Linked DNA regions of Homo sapiens: regions 1 and 3 are each linked to region 2. Evidence: read pairs that join two places in POLR2A ChIA-PET (ENCODE). Cell type or tissue: PC-9. All regions are shown on one strand. Each heading gives the region's core, and the rest is flanking DNA. Links, peaks and the distances in the headings are about the cores only. Region 1 holds the start of FAM89B (family with sequence similarity 89 member B). Region 2 overlaps POLA2 (DNA polymerase alpha 2, accessory subunit). Region 3 overlaps CAPN1 (calpain 1).

Evidence for each region. ChIA-PET counts read pairs that join two places held together with the same protein. Peaks named below come from ENCODE experiments on the same cell type or tissue, not always from the same donor. Only the 100,000 strongest peaks of a DNase experiment are listed, where the experiment ranks them.
Region 1: POLR2A ChIA-PET joins it to region 2 with 46 read pairs; 6 of 35 experiments call an interaction of 5 or more read pairs at or near these places.
Region 3: POLR2A ChIA-PET joins it to region 2 with 12 read pairs; 13 of 35 experiments call an interaction of 5 or more read pairs at or near these places.

What each region holds. Positions count from the first base shown.
Region 1 is chr11:65,571,693-65,577,289 of GRCh38, forward strand. It overlaps ZNRD2 (zinc ribbon domain containing 2), which reads left to right. Exons shown (of 4, transcript NM_006396.3): 4 at 1-196. The coding sequence ends at 42. It overlaps FAM89B (family with sequence similarity 89 member B), which reads left to right and starts at 846. Exons shown (of 2, transcript NM_001098785.2): 1 at 846-1,268; 2 at 1,671-2,498. The coding sequence starts at 978. The coding sequence ends at 1,949. It overlaps EHBP1L1 (EH domain binding protein 1 like 1), which reads left to right and starts at 4,361. Exons shown (of 19, transcript NM_001099409.3): 1 at 4,361-4,714. The coding sequence starts at 4,611. RefSeq lists silencers at 717-1,166, 2,446-2,965, 3,986-4,405, 4,416-4,475, 4,536-4,635 and an enhancer at 3,336-3,475. In PC-9, for the core only: CTCF peaks have their summits at 399 (motif pointing left), 602, 2,543 (motif pointing right) and 2,746; DNase peaks (open chromatin) are centred at 389, 809, 2,729, 3,469 and 1 weaker place; H3K4me3 peaks cover 4,345 bases; H3K27ac peaks cover 1,925 bases.
Region 2 is chr11:65,272,529-65,278,125 of GRCh38, forward strand. POLA2 (DNA polymerase alpha 2, accessory subunit) reads left to right here. Exons shown (of 18, transcript NM_002689.4): 5 at 3,364-3,470. Among named protein-coding and RNA genes, the nearest start is that of POLA2, 13 kb to the left of the region's middle. In PC-9, for the core only: CTCF peaks have their summits at 2,655 and 2,859; a DNase peak (open chromatin) is centred at 2,843; H3K27ac peaks cover 1,673 bases.
Region 3 is chr11:65,207,063-65,212,650 of GRCh38, forward strand. It overlaps CAPN1 (calpain 1), which reads left to right. Exons shown (of 22, transcript NM_005186.4): 15 at 993-1,058; 16 at 1,143-1,200; 17 at 2,261-2,325; 18 at 2,787-2,855; 19 at 2,956-3,034; 20 at 3,274-3,390; 21 at 3,752-3,810; 22 at 4,198-4,944. The coding sequence ends at 4,224. Among named protein-coding and RNA genes, the nearest start is that of CAPN1, 28 kb to the left of the region's middle. RefSeq lists an enhancer at 2,347-3,546 and a silencer at 4,237-4,440. In PC-9, for the core only: no CTCF peak of the experiment used is centred there; DNase peaks (open chromatin) are centred at 39, 2,159 and 2,909; H3K4me3 peaks cover 2,063 bases; H3K27ac peaks cover 4,587 bases.

The DNA of each region.
Region 1 (5,597 bases), core at 54-5,053, 300 kb after region 2:
TGTGCGGAGGCCCTGCGCAGCCTGCAGCAGCTACAGCACTAAGAGAAGCCCCTGAGAAAAACCCTCTAGAAAAACAGCTGTTCCTCTGTGTGGTTTGTTTTTTTCCTGGTTCCAAGTGTGCATGCCAGCCCCAGCTCCACTCACCTTTTTCCAGCTTTTGGCCTCTTCACCTCTCCACTCTGCTCTCCTTGACGCCCTGAGATGAGTTGAGCTTGTTTCTTCTCAGTTTCCCCAGTCAGGATGAGGGAGTAGGTAGAGGACTATGTGATGCCCCTTTTCTAAGGAAGAAGCCATAGCCTTTTCAAAGGTAGCAGCCAGAGGGGTGGACCCTAGCCTTGTCTCTGGCAGCACCTCTGCAGCCTCTTCCGCCATCTGGTGTCCATTCCCCACCTGGAAGTGAGGTTTTGTGTTCCGATCCCCTTGATAGATTCCCCTCCTTCCCCTGAGCATCCTGACCCTATCAGCCTATCCCATCTCATGCCCACCCCAGGTACTCAGACACCGACAGGAGTTTGTGGTGACCCCAGCGTCAGGTGGCACGTTAGGCACCAAGTGTGGACTTGCCAGTCTCCTGACTCCACTGTTAGATCATTTTCCTTGGGTGTGGGGGCGGGGCGGGGCGCGGCGGGGAGACGGGGTAGCAAAAAGAACCGTGAAGAAACCACGCCTGCCCCCTTCAGCCTTTTCCCCCCTCCGCCGCATTTTTCCATCTCCCCTTGAGTGAGTGGATGTCCCGTTGCCTTTTCTCAGCTTTGCGCGACGTGGTCCCACAACCGTTGCCTTTTTAAGAGAGGCCCGGCCCATCCAGAGGGGGTGGGGCAGAGGCGGAGTCTGAGGAGCTGGGGAAGGAACAAAGCGAGGCCTGCGGGCGGCGGCTGGGCTCCGGCGGGGCCGCGGGGTGCGGGGCCTGCGGGCGGCGGCCCGGGCGGAGCGTTGGAGGGAAGGAGGTGGCATCGCCGTCCGCGCCGGCCCCGGCCATGAACGGGCTGCCCTCGGCAGAGGCGCCGGGCGGGGCGGGCTGCGCTTTGGCCGGGCTCCCACCGCTGCCGCGCGGCCTCAGCGGCCTCCTTAATGCGAGCGGGGGCTCGTGGCGGGAGCTGGAGCGCGTCTACAGCCAGCGCAGCCGCATCCACGACGAGCTGAGCCGCGCCGCCCGCGCCCCGGACGGGCCCCGCCACGCCGCCGGCGCCGCCAACGCGGGACCCGCAGCCGGCCCGCGTCGTCCTGTCAACCTCGACTCAGCGCTGGCCGCGCTGCGCAAGGAGATGGTGAGTGGGTGGGCGCCGGGCCAGCTGGGCGGGGGGCTGACGCGGAGGAACGCAGGGGACTGGGACAGGCGGCCTGGGTCTCAGAGGACTTGCAGGCACCAGTTGGGTTGCAAGGGTTATGGTAACAATAATTAGTGATAGTTACCAATTATGGCAGTAGTTACCATATATTTTCAAATGTTTTGCTGACGTTACTTCATTTCATCCGGCTAAATGGATAACCCCATTTTTTGGGTGAGGGTCATGACTAAAGTTGCATAGCTTGCAGGTGGTGCCTGATGTCCACAAAAACTTCGTTTAGGAAGGTGCGGGGAAGATGGGCTGGGGCCCACTATTCCAGGGGGCGGGGCTGGGCTGGGGTGGCCTGGACCCCAACTCCAGCCCACCCTCAGTTGTCTGCAGGTGGGGCTGCGGCAGTTGGACATGTCCTTGTTGTGCCAGCTGTGGGGCCTGTACGAGTCAATCCAGGACTACAAACACCTGTGCCAAGACCTGAGCTTCTGCCAGGACCTGTCATCCTCCCTCCATTCGGACAGCTCCTACCCACCGGATGCGGGCCTGTCTGACGACGAGGAGCCTCCCGATGCCAGCCTGCCTCCTGACCCGCCACCCCTTACTGTGCCCCAGACGCACAATGCCCGTGACCAGTGGCTGCAGGATGCCTTCCACATCAGCCTCTGAAGGGCTGGGGGGCAGGGGGCATGCACCCATGCAAAAGGCTCAGAAACTCCCCCTCCGGCAAGCCCTCAGACTTCGGAGCCTGCGCCTTCCCCCCTACCGCCTCACCTCACAGGAGGGCCAGGCATGTATTCCTCAGAGGCGAAACTGCCAAACTCTTTCTCCTGTCTTGGGTTGGCTGGCACTGGGGCGGGCATCTAGGGTACAGCCTCTGCTCATGGCACTGGGCCTCCAGTTCTTCCACATGTGTGCACCCCCAGCTTGGCCAACCCTCAGCCTTGCGGTGGGGCCCGAAGCATCTTCCCTTCCGCTTGGCGTCTCTGGGATTGGGATGAGTGCCTGGCTCCCATCTCCTCCTCACCTTTTGTTGCTATCGGCAGCTGCTGGCTCAGGGGCATCCCACCTCCGGGCTCTGGGTTCCTCTGCCCTGGAAGGGCTCCAGGACCCGTCCCAATAACCACCCACGGCCAGGAGGGCCAAGGCCCCGTGCTGGATATTTAAATTTAGGGGCCGGTCTCCAGGGCGCGTAGATAAATAAATACACTCAGCGTCGTTGTGCTCTGCCTGGCTGGCTCTGGGGCGGGAAGACCGCGGTGTTTGTGGCAGGTGCGGCCCCGCGCTCTGCCAGCAGGTGGCGCCCGAGACCCCCTCCCCCCCCGCCCCGCGCCGAGTGAAGGCCCTGCCGTCCCGCCGGGGCGGGGCTGGGGGCGCTGCCTGCTGGCCGAGCCTGGCTCAGCCGCCGGGTGACTGCGGTCGAGTCACTTCCCCTCTCTCGCCCGCGACCTCCGAGTCCCCCGCTCCCTCCTCCCAGTTCGCTTCGGGCTTTCCCTGCCTGCCGGGAAGGAAGGAGAAGGAGCCGCCCACCTTGAGGAGGGAAACTTTCCACCCCGCGCGGGGCGGGGTTGAGGCGGCGCAGGAAATGGGTGGCCGGAGTCGCCGGAGCAAGGGGCCCCGGCGGGGGCGGGGGAGGCGCCTCCGGGAACGGCCTGGGACCTCACGCCCCGCGGGTGGGAGGGAGGGGTGGCAGAGGCCGAGGGGAGTGAAGTCGCGGCACCTCGGGCCTTCCCGGAGGCCAAGCATGAGACTCCGCGGCGGTGAAGTTTGATTGGGGTTCCAGGGACCCGTATTCCCCGCTCAGTCTGTGAAGACCGCCGGCTCTCCCCACAGCACTAGCGGTCTTTACAGTTATCTGTGGAAGGTTTCTTAGGAAACCGGGGACCCACACCGCTGGGACTGAGAACCAAACCCAGTTGTCAAGCCCACCGGAAGAAGCCAGCACGTTCGGAGACAGTGGGTACTCAGCCCCCTACACGCGCACACGACACCTCACAACCTCCTGAAAAGAGGTGAAGCCGCACACCGAGGTGTGCGGACGAACAGCACATCCCCGCGCCCTGCTGCAGCCATTTGCCTCCTGGAGATGCAGCCCAGATGGCAGTCCTGGCACTCAGACATCCCGTTAAACCAAGTAGCAGTCACGCACCGGGCTCCTGTCCATTTACACACCTTGCAGAGCAGCGGGAAGGAACAAACTGACCTATTGCCCCAGGGCAGCTGACACCTGCAGAGGCTCATTACCATGCAGGGCGGGTGGGTAGGCGATAAGGGCTCTAATCTAGGGGTTCACAGCTGCTAACGCTCCAGGCAGGCTTTCCTGGGGAGGGAGAGTAAACATACACAAAAATGACACGTTTTCCCCATCCATTATAGCGCATCCCATTTAATAAGGAGGCATGGCAAAATCAGCCAGGCTTTCTGCTAAATGCCTTCTGAGGTTCATCCTCTCAGGGATTCCCTAAAAGGCGGAACTACAATTATCCCCATTTAATAGACGTTGAAACTGAGGCTCAGAGTGTTAGCGCTTTGCCCAAAGTCACACTTGGTTGGAGGTCAGTTATGATTCTCCAGCTACTTGTCGGGGTTTGGGATTATCTTCCCCCTTGACAGCAGAGTCAGGTTCTGAGGTTGGGCCACCGAGGTTACTGACGCCTTCCTGCTCTGGTTAAGACGTGGGTGGCTGCACCTTGGAGTTGAGAGCTGGTCCTCGTCCACATTCACAGTATGACTCTGAGCAAGTCCCTTCCCCTTTCTGGGTCTCAGTTTTCCCAGCCGTTGAAAGGGGGCCAGTAGTACGTACCTCCCAGGGCTGCGGGCAGGAAGGAAGGCGGCCCGGGCAGCGCTCTCTAGGGTGGCACCAAGTTGCTGGTTGCCCTCTCTCCACGCAGCCTCTGCGCGCACCGAGCGGGCACTGCGGTCGGGCGACACCCCTTCCACGCCCCCCTCCCCCGCCCCCGCTCCCGCTCCCGGGTCGCGGCGCGAGGCCCCGGAAGCCGGGTCGCCCCGCCCCCGCGCTCCTGCCCCGGCCCCCGCCCCGCGCCGGAGCCCCGCCCGCCTTCCGACGGGGGTGCGGCTCCAGGAAACGGCGCGCTCCCAGCTCCGCGCTCGCCACCCGACGCGCCCCAGGCGACCCCGCAGACTCAGCCAGACCACCCTGCGGGCCCCAGCGGCGGCAGCGGAGAGCGCGGTCCCGGGTCGGAGCCTGGGACACCTCCGCACGGACGGGGCGGGCGGCGCGGACAGGCCATGGGGACCCGGGCCGGGCCAGCGGTGGCGGGCCAGCGGGAGCCCCGGGCCTGAGAAGTGGGCGGCGGGGTGGCGGGGGCCATGACCTCGGTGTGGAAGCGCCTGCAGCGCGTGGGCAAGCGGGCGGCCAAGTTCCAGTTCGTGGCCTGTTACCACGAGCTAGTGTTGGAGTGCACCAAGAAATGGTGAGTGGGAGGGAGGCGGGGGGGCTCCCCCGAACTTGCTGGGACCTCATCCGGCCCTTTGAGCCTGAGAGGACTCTGCCCCCCCAGCCCAATGACCAAATGGGCCCCCACCCCAGCTTGGGCCCTGGTTCCGTTCCCAGGCTCGGAGATTCAGAAGTGCCCTTGCAATTTGTGGGACCCCTGGAGTTGGGGGCGTGGGCAGCCTTCCCTGCGCGGGGGTCAGGACTTTCAGGCCTGAGGTTCTGCCTGTGTCCACTCCTTCCTCAGCTGCGGTCAGGGCTGGGGGAGGGAGGCCGCATGTCTTGTGCCAGAAAGGTGGTTCAGGGTGGCATTGGAAAAGGGATCAAGTTTTGAGGTCTGCAGGTGGCTAGGGCTGGGGCAGGAGCCTCCCTGACCTTACTTAGTCCAGCTAAGAACAGAGATGTTGCCCCCTCCTCCCCTGCCATCTTGTTGAGCCAGAAGAACCCCTCCAACTCCCGCCTCTTCAGCCAGAGTGCTGGGAGGCTGGAAACATCTCCACAATGTCCTTAAAAGGGGAAACTGAGTGCTGGGAGGATTGAGGAGGGAGGCGGGGAGCAGCTTAAAGGGGCCTGAGGACCTAGGAGGTTGTGGGTCCGGGAGGAGAGGGTTGCGGAGGGCAAGGTGGCAGGGTGAGGGGTGATTCACCAGAGGGTGCAGGCCCCAGCCTGGACTACCAACAGGTTCAGGGGCATCTCGTTCACATGCCGCCACCCATAGCTGCCCAGGCCCCTGCGTCACACCCTAAATATACGTGCTTGCTGGTGTCAGCTTCCCTTGGCTGGATTAGGGCACAGCTGTGGGGGCCTCACCCGCCAGGCGGGGCTAAATTTAGGCTCCCCAGGGGAAGGGCTGGGGCAGGAAG
Region 2 (5,597 bases), core at 259-5,258:
GCCATGTCCCTAACGGAGAGAATGTGTTAGCCTGAGGACTTGACGTTCCCATACCCTTGGCAATTATATTTCTAGTAAATTAATAAACTGGCATCCTTGGTTATAATTTGATTTTCTCTGTGAGTGTGAGAATGTGCTTACCCTAGGATATGAAAATATGGTACCATTGGTGACTACATTTCTGATTAAAAATGATGAAACCGGCCACTGCGGTGGCTCACGCCTGTAATCCCAGCACTTTGGGAGGCTGAGATGGGTGGATCACCTGAGGTCAGGAGTTCAAGACCAGCCTGGCCAACATGGTGAAACCCTGTCTCTACTAAAAATACAAAAATATTAGCCGGGCGTGGCAGCGGGCGCCTGTAATCCCAGCTACTCGGGAGGCTGAGGCAGGAGAATTGCTTGAACAGAGGCGGAGGTTGCAGTGAGCTGAGATCGTGCCACTGCACTCCAGCCTGGGCAATCAGAGCAAAACTCCATCTCAAAAAAAAAAAAGAAAAGATGAAACTAGCCAGGCGCAGTGGCTTATGCCTGTAATCCTAGCACTTTGGGAGGCCAAGGTGGATGGATCACCTGAGGTCAGGAGTTCGAGACCAGCCTGGCCAAAATGGCAAAACCCCATCTCTACTAAAAATACAAAAATTATCCCGGCATGGTGGCACATGCCTGTAATCCCAGCTACTCAGGAGGCTGAGGCAGGAGAATTGCCTGAACCCAGGAGGCGGAGGTTACAGTGAGCTGAGATCATGCCACTGCACACTCCACCCTGGGCAACCCTCCGTCTCAAAAAACAAAAACAACAACAACAAAAAAACATGATGAAATTGGCATTAAGTGTTAATAATGAATCGTATGAGCTTGGTTAAAGGGAGCGCATCCTTGAGAACTGGTACTGGAGTTGGTGAACACTATTGGATTTCAGCCCTGAGGCTGAGGACTAGAACACCAGACTGTGCCTTGTTTACCAAAGTGCTGTCACCTTGCCACGTCTTGCGAGACAGACTGTCATTCTCTCAAAATATCCCTGCCCCACAACACTGGCCGTGGAGTGTTGTAGCCCACTGTATATTAGGAGAATCTTTTGGAGGGATAGTTTGAGAAAATGTGTTAAAATTATAAAATCTTTTTTTTTTAATTATAAAAAAAATAAAGGCAGGGTGTCACTATGTTGCTCAGGCTGGTCTTGAACTCCTGAGCTCAAGTGATCCTCCTGCCTCAGCCTCCTAAAATGCTAGGATTACAGGCACGAGCCACCATCCCTGGCCAAATTCATAAAATCTTTTTCTATCATTTGACCCAGTAATTCTCCCTAGGGGGAAAAAAAAAACTCTTCTGAAGAAATAATTCAAATTATGGGAAAAGCTGTATGCATGAAGATACGCATTTTAGCATTTTTTTAATTTAAAATCTTAATTTGCCAAATCACTTTTCACCTGAGACTCAGCATTACTTGTAATCACTGAAAATTACAAGCAACCCATAATCCAGCAATAGAGAAGTAATTATGTAAATCATTGTAGGTCAGTTTAATTAAATAACACAGCTACTAAAAAGGATAAAGACCTGTAATCCCAGCACTTTGGGAGGCCGAGGCAGGTGGATCACCTGAGATCAGGAGTTCGAGACCAGCCTGACCAACATGGCGAAACTCACATCTCTACTAGAAATACAAAATTAGCTGGGCGTGGTGGTGCATGCCTGTAGTCCCAGCTACTCAAGAGGCTGAGGCCAGAGAATCACTTGAACACGGGAGGTGGAGTTGCAGTGAGCTGAGGTTGCAGTGAGCCGAGATCGCACATCGCACTCCAGCCTGGGCAACAAGAGCGAAGTGAAATTCCGTCTCGGAAAAAAAAAAAGGGAAAAAGATTGGGTCAGGTGCAGTAGCTCATGGGTGTAATTCCAGCATTTTGGGAGGCCGAGGCAGGTGGATCAATTGAGGTCAGGAGTTTGAGACCAGCCTGGCCAACATGACAAAACCCCATCTCTACTAAAGATACAAAAATTAGCTGGATGTGGTGGCGGGCACCTGTAGTCCCAGCTACTCTAGAGGCTGAGGCAGCAGCATCGCTTGAACCCAGGAGGCAGAGGTTGTAGTGAGCCGAGATCTTGCCACTGTGCCCCAGCGTGGGTGACAGTGACTCCATCTCAAAAAAAAAAAAAAGATTAAAAATGTAACAGTGTGGGAAAATGTTGATAATTAATATAGAGTGAAAAAATTCAGCACATAAAATACTTAGGTTTATATTTAAACTAAGATTATGACTATAATTTGTATATTCTAATTTGTGTATTTGTAATCTTAATATACAAATTATAAGGCACCACGCCTGGCTTTTCTTTTTCCTCCTCAGACATGAGGTCTCGCCGTTGCCCAGGCTGGTCTTGAACTCCTGGGCTCAGGTGATCCTCCCACCTTGACCTCCCAGAGTGCTGGGATTACAGGCATGAGCCACCACCCCTGGCCTAGAAAAATATTAAAATACCATTAAGGAATATTCAAAACTGGTTATTATATCAGGGTAGTAGAATAAGGGATTTTTTTTTTAATCTATTTTCCATTGCAGCTGGTTTTGATGGTTTTGAATCTGTTCTCTGGCATTCTGTCCTGCAGTTGCCACCAGCTGACCACTCTGCAATATAACTTCTTAAACTTGCAGCCAGGAGGAGCCCTAGGGCAGGGAAAGCTGCAGACTAGCTGGCTTCCTGGCTGCTATCCAGGCAAGGATTTTGTTTTCTCTATTACAGTCGATTATCCTAGACTTTAGGGAGCAATAGGTCTCTGGACTGTAGGTTTCAGCCTCCGTTCTGGGCTTATCTTTGGATTCTTGTTGATGAGTCAAAAAAAAAAAAAAAAAAAAGGAGTGACCATCAGATGTTTGCTAACTCTTCAAGTATGAGCTCAACCTTGTTATCTGCCTGGAGTCATTTCCTTTGAAAATGTATGGTAGACTTTGCCAAAGTAAGTAGTAATGTCCCATTCCTTCTCAGGAAAATGTGTACACATAGATCAAAACTATGCATTGTAAAACTCATATCTGTTTGAAAACATAGAGGTAGGGACAGAAAGTAAACATATGAAGGATTTGACAGGACACATTACCAGCCTGGTGGTCCTTTTTGGAAAATGTTTGCTTTCTCGTAATTGCCTTCAAAATAGGGACAGTGTCCTGAATGTTGGTTACAGTTGTTGAAGATTTCTTTTTGAGATTATGCTTGGATGATGGGGCCTTAAGAAGAGAACCCACCCAGTCCTATTTTGTGCCTTCGTTTGGACATGTTCTCCCTTTTCTTCCAAGGTACTATACACTTAATTAGTATTGGGTCTAGTAGGACTGAGATTTTGTTTTCCTTTTTTTTCCCTAGGGTTCTCAGAAGCGAGCTATCTCTACCCCAGAAACCCCCCTAACAAAAAGGAGTGTGTCAACTCGTAGCCCCCATCAGCTACTCTCACCGTCAAGTTTCTCTCCAAGGTATGGATCATAATTCATTCAAGTGCCATAAAGCTGGCCTCCCCTCCCCTTTCTCTGGCTATCTGAGGAAGGCTAACAGCAGAGTTATTAATTAACTATAGGTGGGCATGTACCTCTGCAGTGAATTGGCTTGAAAGCCTATTGCTCTCTGCCTTCCTTGCTCTCCTTTTCTTTGTGGAAAATTACTGTTTCTTACGGTAATTAAGGAAACTCACTTTCCACCCACTTTTCTAGGGCTCATTTCCTAGATCGGGAACTGATATCTTGTATTGAAAACAACCTGTCTATTCAGAAGTCTAAGAGTCTTAACAGGTCTTGTCAGTAGAGGCAAGTAGGTTTCCACCTGCTTCTGTTTGTGTTTTGTTGGGTTTCTTTTTCTTTCTTTTCATCTAAAGTTTTTTTTTTTAAAGAAAAGCACATATCTTTGTTCATAATGTTTCATAACCTGTTTATTGTTTCCAAGTCAGGTTAGAACTAGTTTCTGAGAGTTTTCTTGTCACTGTGACTCTGCCCTGACTTAATTGGTATTTTGTCCCTCTGCCACCATTGCACATAAATCCACAAAGATCATATGTAATTTTTTGAAATCCATAAATGACACGTCTCATATTAGAGAATTCCATAGGCAAGTGCTCTGCTGAGTAGATGGGTTTTTAGGAGTTTCCACATCAAGATGAGGCTCCGGAGCAGTAGTATTAACCCTTCAGGGAAACACCAACTGCCAGGAGTCATTACCTCTACTTTGGATCACTTCTAGATGAACCAGAGCTTAAGATTGTTCAACTCTATCACTTTTTTTTTTTTTTTTTTTGAGATGGACTCTCACTCTGTCACCCAGGCTGGAGTGCAGTGGCACCATCTTGGCTTACTGAAGCCTCTGCCTCCCGGTTCAAGCGATTCTCCTGCCTCAGCTTCCCGAGTAGCTGGGTCTACAGGCGCTCGCCACCATGCCTGGCTAATTTTTGTATTTTTAGTAGAGACGAGGTTTCGCCTGTTGGCCAGGCTGATCTTGCACTCCTGACCTCAGGTGATCCACCCGCCTTGGCCTCCCAAAGTGTAGGATGTCAAGCATGTGCCACTGCTCTCGGCCTTTTCAGCTCTATCACTTTAGAAAGGTGGTGATAGAAGCTCTGCAGTCATTCAAGGTGAGTGGTCATTGGATTTTTTTTTTCTTTTCTTTCTTTTTTTTTTTTTTTTAAGATAGGCTTTTACTCTGTTGCCCAGGCTGGAGTGCAGTGGCACAACTATAGCTCACTGTAGCCTTGGCCTTCCAGGCTCAGGTGATCCTCCTACCTCAGCCTCCTGAGTAGCTGGGACTACAGGTGTATGCTACCAAGCCCAGCTAATTTTTATAATTTTTGTAGAGATGGGGTTTTACCATGTTGCTCAAGCTGGTCTCGAACTCCTGGCCTCAAGCAATCTGCCTGCCTTAGCCTCCCAAAGTACTGGGATTACAGGCATGAGCCAGCATGCCTGGCAGTAATTGGATTTTGAAGGACAGTTTTACTTTAGGGTAGTCTACTGCTGCTTTGGGGAGTTCTCAGGCTTTTTGGAAGAAAGCTTTCTAGACTTAAGAGCATCTTTGCAACCTGGTATGTAGGGATGGTTCTTATAGACGTGCCAGCACCATTGCAGGAGTTATATTCTCCAAATGTCAATACAATGCTCTGAAACCTGTAGATCTGTTTACAACTGTCCTCATGTGAGCATCTTGCTGCATTAAAGGGCCTGCTGTAATGGATGGCTCATGGAGCTTCCCAGGGAAGAGCTTGGAGAAGCTGGCAAAATGCTGCCTAGTCATTTTTTAATGCACACTAATAAAGCTGACAGCAGAAACTGGTTTTGTAATGTATGAAAGTAACTTCTAAACTATTCACGTAGAGGTGGCACTGGAGATTGAGATAATTAATTGAGCTCATTTTCTGTAGGCTGTGAAAAGAAAGAATGATGGCATTAATTGCGATGGTGCCCCACATAAAACTGGTTCCCGCAGAGTTTCAGTGCATTAAACAAAGCCTGTTTTAAATAGACCTCTCTGTACGGCGTGTTTACAACCAGAGGATTAGAAGACCTCACTGTCATCTAAGCAGATCAGCAATATCCATGTGTTCTTAGAGGTATAATTTA
Region 3 (5,588 bases), core at 19-5,018, 66 kb before region 2:
ACCTGTGTTACCTCATTTCCTCCCCACATCAACCCTGTCCGGGTCTTGTTACCATACCTCCTCTGAATGGGAAATTCAGGTTCACAGAGGTTAGGGAACTTGCCTGAGGCCATACAGTAGGGATCCAAACTCTTGCCTTTTTTTTTTTTTTTTTTTTGAGAGAGTCTCACTCTGTCACCCAGGCTGGAGTGCAATGGCGTGATCTCGGCTCACTGCAACCTCCGTCTCCTGGGTTCAGGTGATTCTCCTGCCTCAGCCTCCTGAGTAGCTGGGATTACAGGCGCACGTTACCACACCTGGCTAATTTTTGTATTTTTAGTAGAGACGGGGTTTTGCCATTTTGGTCAGGCTGGTTTCAAACTCCTGACTTCAAGTGATCCACCCACCTCGGCCTCACAAAGTGCTAGGATTACAGGTGTGAGCCACCGCACCTGGCCCAAACTCTTGCCTTTTACTCACTGAGCTGAACAGCATCCCCTTCATTTAGGTCACATGAGTGCTGGATATGGGGCGGGGCAGGGCAGGGCAGGAACGAGATTCCCTTTTCAGATTAGAAAAGTGAGACTCAAGCCGGGCTCAGTGGCTCACGCCTGTAATCCTAGCACTTTGGGAGGTTGAGGCGGGCGGATAACCTGAGGTCGGGAGTTTGAGACCAGCCTGGCCAACATGGCAAAACCCCGTCTCTACTAAAAATACAAAAATTAGCCGGGCATGGTGGTGGGCACCTTTAATCCCAGCTACTCAGGAGGCTGAGGCAGGGAGAATGGCTTGAGCCCGGGAGGCGGAGGTTGCAGTGAGCTGAGATCACGCCACTGTACTCCAGCCTGGGTGACAGAGTGAAACTCCATCTCAAAAAGAAAAGAAAAGAAAAGTGAGGCTCAGAGAAGCGAAGTGACTTGTAGCAGATATGTGACCTCAGCCCTCCCTCCAGCTGCCTCCACACGGGCAGGGCCGGGGCCTCTCTTACCTGCTTTCTCCCCTTCTCGGTCCAGCAAGTGCTCTCAGAAGAGGAGATTGACGAGAACTTCAAGGCCCTCTTCAGGCAGCTGGCAGGGGAGGTAGGTTGGGGCATGGCAGGTTGGGAGGGGCCTGTGAGGGGCAGCCCTCTCCTGGGGCAGGTGCCACCTCCTCTCTCTCCCCAGGACATGGAGATCAGCGTGAAGGAGTTGCGGACAATCCTCAATAGGATCATCAGCAAACGTGAGTCCCCGCGGGGCTGTCCCACCACCCCACCATTTCTTCCACATCAGAATCCAGGCTCCTGCTCACACATTGAGCTGAACCTCATCCCTTGGTCTGCATGAGTCGGGGAATCCTCCAGTTTTTCTGAGCCCAGTTCCCTGCCATTTCCATCCCATACTCCTCCTCCTGACCTGCCATCCTGATAATCCCTGTGCTCGGGTGCTGTGCCTTTGTGGGATTAGCAGCGCAGCCTGGCCAGGCACAGTGGCTCACACCTGTAGTCCCAACACTCTGGGAGGCCGAGGCAGGAGTCGCTTCAGCCCAGGAGTTCAACACCAGCCTGGACAATATGGAGAGACCCTGTCTCTGCAAAAAAGTACAAAAATTAGCTGGGCGTGGTGGCATGCACCTATAGTCCCAGCTACTCAGGAGGCTGAGTTGGGAGGATGGCTTGAGACCAGGGAGGTTAAGGCTGCAGTGAGCTGTGATCACATCAGTGCACTCCAGCCTGGGCAACAGAGCAAGACCCTGTCTCAAAAAAAAAAGCAGGAGCAGCACCTTAGTGCCAAAGAAAAGTCTACCTTTCCTCCCAGAGCCTCCTGGGCCAGGCTGAGTGGCTTGGGGAACACCACGTGACTGGCTTCACTCCCCAGGGCAGACAACTGCTGGCCTCTCATCCCCTCCCCTCCCCTTTGCTGCCACTGACCTCCATCCACACGGTTTCCTTAAGCAGAGCTTTTCTCCTCCTCTTCTCTGCTAGTGAAGCACTGCTTACCCTCCTAGCCTACAGCAAGCCCTGCCCTGCCCCATCTTTCTACCCAATTTCTCGCTCTTCTGTTTCACACTCATTTCTTTTTACTTTGGACTAATTGTGGCTGTTGGGACTTTGGCTTGATTGCTAAAATACTTTACTTGTACTTCCTGATGATACAAACAATCCTGCCCACTTCCTCTGCCAGATATTGCACCCACTCGTCAGGATTTGTGCGTCCTTGACTCTGCCCCACCCAGTGCTCCCAGCAGGGGCAGGTGCAGGAAGCTCACTAGGTGGAGATGTTGGAATTGGTTTTTCTTGCAGACAAAGACCTGCGGACCAAGGGCTTCAGCCTAGAGTCGTGCCGCAGCATGGTGAACCTCATGGATGTATCCTTCCGTTTGCTTTTGTCTCCTGAGTGGGGTTTTGGGTGGAGGTATCGGTGCTGGGAGAACTGTCCCAGGACAGCACAGAGAACAGGACAGAGCCATGCGGAGTGTGGACACACAGTGCCCCATGCTCAGATGTCTCCCTGGACGTCTTCCTGTTGGTTGGGAGGGAGAAACTGAGGCACAGACCTGTGTCAAGTGAAAGGTGGAGCAAGACCTGGGTCCCCATTGACCCTGAGGCTGGTGCTATTTCTGACCCCTCCCCAGCCCACTCCACTGCAGCCCAGCTCAGAGAATAAGGCAAGCCCGGCTGTGGGCTGACTGTACATGGCTTTTGCTGCTTCTCCTCACCCAGCCCCAAGTCGACTTGCCGGCTCGGCGGCCATCTCCCCTTCTGCACAGTTGCCCACTCTCCCATGACTGGTCTAAGTGATGGAATTTCCTTCTTAACGGCCACCCAGCGTGATGGCAATGGGAAGCTGGGCCTGGTGGAGTTCAACATCCTGTGGAACCGCATCCGGAATTACCTGGTAGGTTGTCCCCACTCACCTCAGTCATGCAGGTGCGGGCCGGGCAGGTGGGAAGGGCCGGGTGACTCAGCCTGGCCCTCACCCTCTGCCGCCACCTCAGTCCATCTTCCGGAAGTTTGACCTGGACAAGTCGGGCAGCATGAGTGCCTACGAGATGCGGATGGCCATTGAGTCGGCAGGTGAGACTCCAAGGCTGACGGCACCTGTGGGGCCCAGGACAGGTAGCCCCACTGCTCCTATGCCCCAGGCCCTTGTCCCTGGGGTGCTAGTGGTGACATGGTAACAGCCATCTTGTCCTTTTCCCCACGGTTACTAGCACCCTGCCTAGCCCCAGCCCCCTCCTGGGGACCCAACCCCTCCCCCATCCTGTTGGGCAGGGGCTGCGCCTCACTGACCTTCACTCACTCTCCTGGACCAGGCTTCAAGCTCAACAAGAAGCTGTACGAGCTCATCATCACCCGCTACTCGGAGCCCGACCTGGCGGTCGACTTTGACAATTTCGTTTGCTGCCTGGTGCGGCTAGAGACCATGTTCCGTGAGTGTCCCCAACTGCCTCCCACCCTCCAGCTCCGTCCCAAACGCGTCCCCCAGGAGCTGGGGGGAATGACAGATGGGTGAATTAGCAGATACAGGCCAGTGCTGTGGGTGTGTGCCAGAGAGGCCTGGGTCTGGGTTTGGGGGGCCCTGGCTGAGTGCCAGGAGAGTCGGGGAGGGAGGGAGTTGACAGTGGCTTCTCAGGCAGCAGGAAGGGGTGAAGCTTCCCAGCTTCAAGGGGTGTCAGCTTGCGGTACTGTGGGGAGGTAGAGAGGGACCAGGCAGGAAGGGGGCCAGGCCTGGCCCTGCGTGAATATCCCACTGAGTTTTCAGCCCTGTATCACCTTTTCTTGAACACACAGGATTTTTCAAAACTCTGGACACAGATCTGGATGGAGTTGTGACCTTTGACTTGTTTAAGGTGGGAACCTCCCTGGGCCCATGGTTGGGGAAGAGTTCCAGGCGATCGAATTTTCTTATCTGGCCAGTGTTCCCTGTCCTTTCCTGGAAATGAGCCTGGGCCTCAGAGCCAACCCTGAAGCCCGGGCCACCTGAATCCTGAAAGGCTGGGGTGGGGGTGTCTGGATTCTGGGAAAGGAGCAGGAGGGGAGGTCCAGGCCCTTGGAGGCCCCTATGGGAGCAGCACTCTGGTTTCCCAGGGGTGGAGGAGGTAAGAAAGTAACCCCTCCATGAGGTTCCTGAGGTGGCTCCTGAGACGTGGAGTTGGGGGCTGGACCTGGGGTTTGGGTGGGGAAGAAGCCAGGGAGCCATTTCTGCGGCCCCAGCTGACCTGCCTGTTCTCCCGCAGTGGTTGCAGCTGACCATGTTTGCATGAGGCAGGGACTCGGTCCCCCTTGCCGTGCTCCCCTCCCTCCTCGTCTGCCAAGCCTCGCCTCCTACCACACCACACCAGGCCACCCCAGCTGCAAGTGCCTTCCTTGGAGCAGAGAGGCAGCCTCGTCCTCCTGTCCCCTCTCCTCCCAGCCACCATCGTTCATCTGCTCCGGGCAGAACTGTGTGGCCCCTGCCTGTGCCAGCCATGGGCTCGGGATGGACTCCCTGGGCCCCACCCATTGCCAAGCCAGGAAGGCAGCTTTCGCTTGTTCCTGCCTCGGGACAGCCCCGGGTTTCCCCAGCATCCTGATGTGTCCCCTCTCCCCACTTCAGAGGCCACCCACTCAGCACCACCGGCCTGGCCTTGCCTGCAGACTATAAACTATAACCACTAGCTCGACACAGTCTGCAGTCCAGGCGTGTGGAGCCGCCTCCCGGCTCGGGGAGGCCCCGGGGCTGGGAACGCCTGTGCCTTCCTGCGCCGAAGCCAACGCCCCCTCTGTCCTTCCCTGGCCCTGCTGCCGACCAGGAGCTGCCCAGCCTGTGGGCGGTCGGCCTTCCCTCCTTCGCTCCTTTTTTATATTAGTGATTTTAAAGGGGACTCTTCAGGGACTTGTGTACTGGTTATGGGGGTGCCAGAGGCACTAGGCTTGGGGTGGGGAGGTCCCGTGTTCCATATAGAGGAACCCCAAATAATAAAAGGCCCCACATCTGTCTGTGATGTGTTTCTCCCCAGCCTACTGCCTGGAGGGCACCTGCAGGCCCCGGCCCATGGGGGCAGCTCGTGGCCTCAGCTCACCCCTCCCCTCCAACCCCTCCATCTCCTTCCCCTTGACCTTGAAGCTTGAACCCCTACTGGAGTACTGGGTATCTGGGCAAGACCACCCCTGGCCCTGGGAGGTTGGGAAGGAGGGGCCCTAGCTGCAGGGACAGGGCCACACAGCTGAGGTCCCACATGGCTCTGCTGATCCTACATGCCCTCCCCGCCGCCCAGGAGGCCTGACCCCTACCTTTCTTGCACACTTCGGCCCGTTGAGGTGAGGCTCTGGCTGAAATTCAAACCTCTACTTAGCACACACCCGGCCCCCCAGAGAGCTCCCCCGAGCACAGAGCCGCCTTCAGGTCCCTCTGTGGGGAGCCCCTGTGACCCAGACACCTGCACTTACATAAGCCGCTCCAGGGCCTGCTGGGATCTGGGATTTTCTTACCAGAGATAAGAGTGGTTTGGGGGAAGGAAGAGGGGATGGGGCGAAGCTGCAAATGCAGAGCAGAGGCCGAGGTGGGGGAGGGTGGGAGTTGGCTGCTGTCAGCTGCTGTGGGCCCCAGCGTTGGGGTGGAGATGGAGGTGGAGGCCCCTGTGTGCCC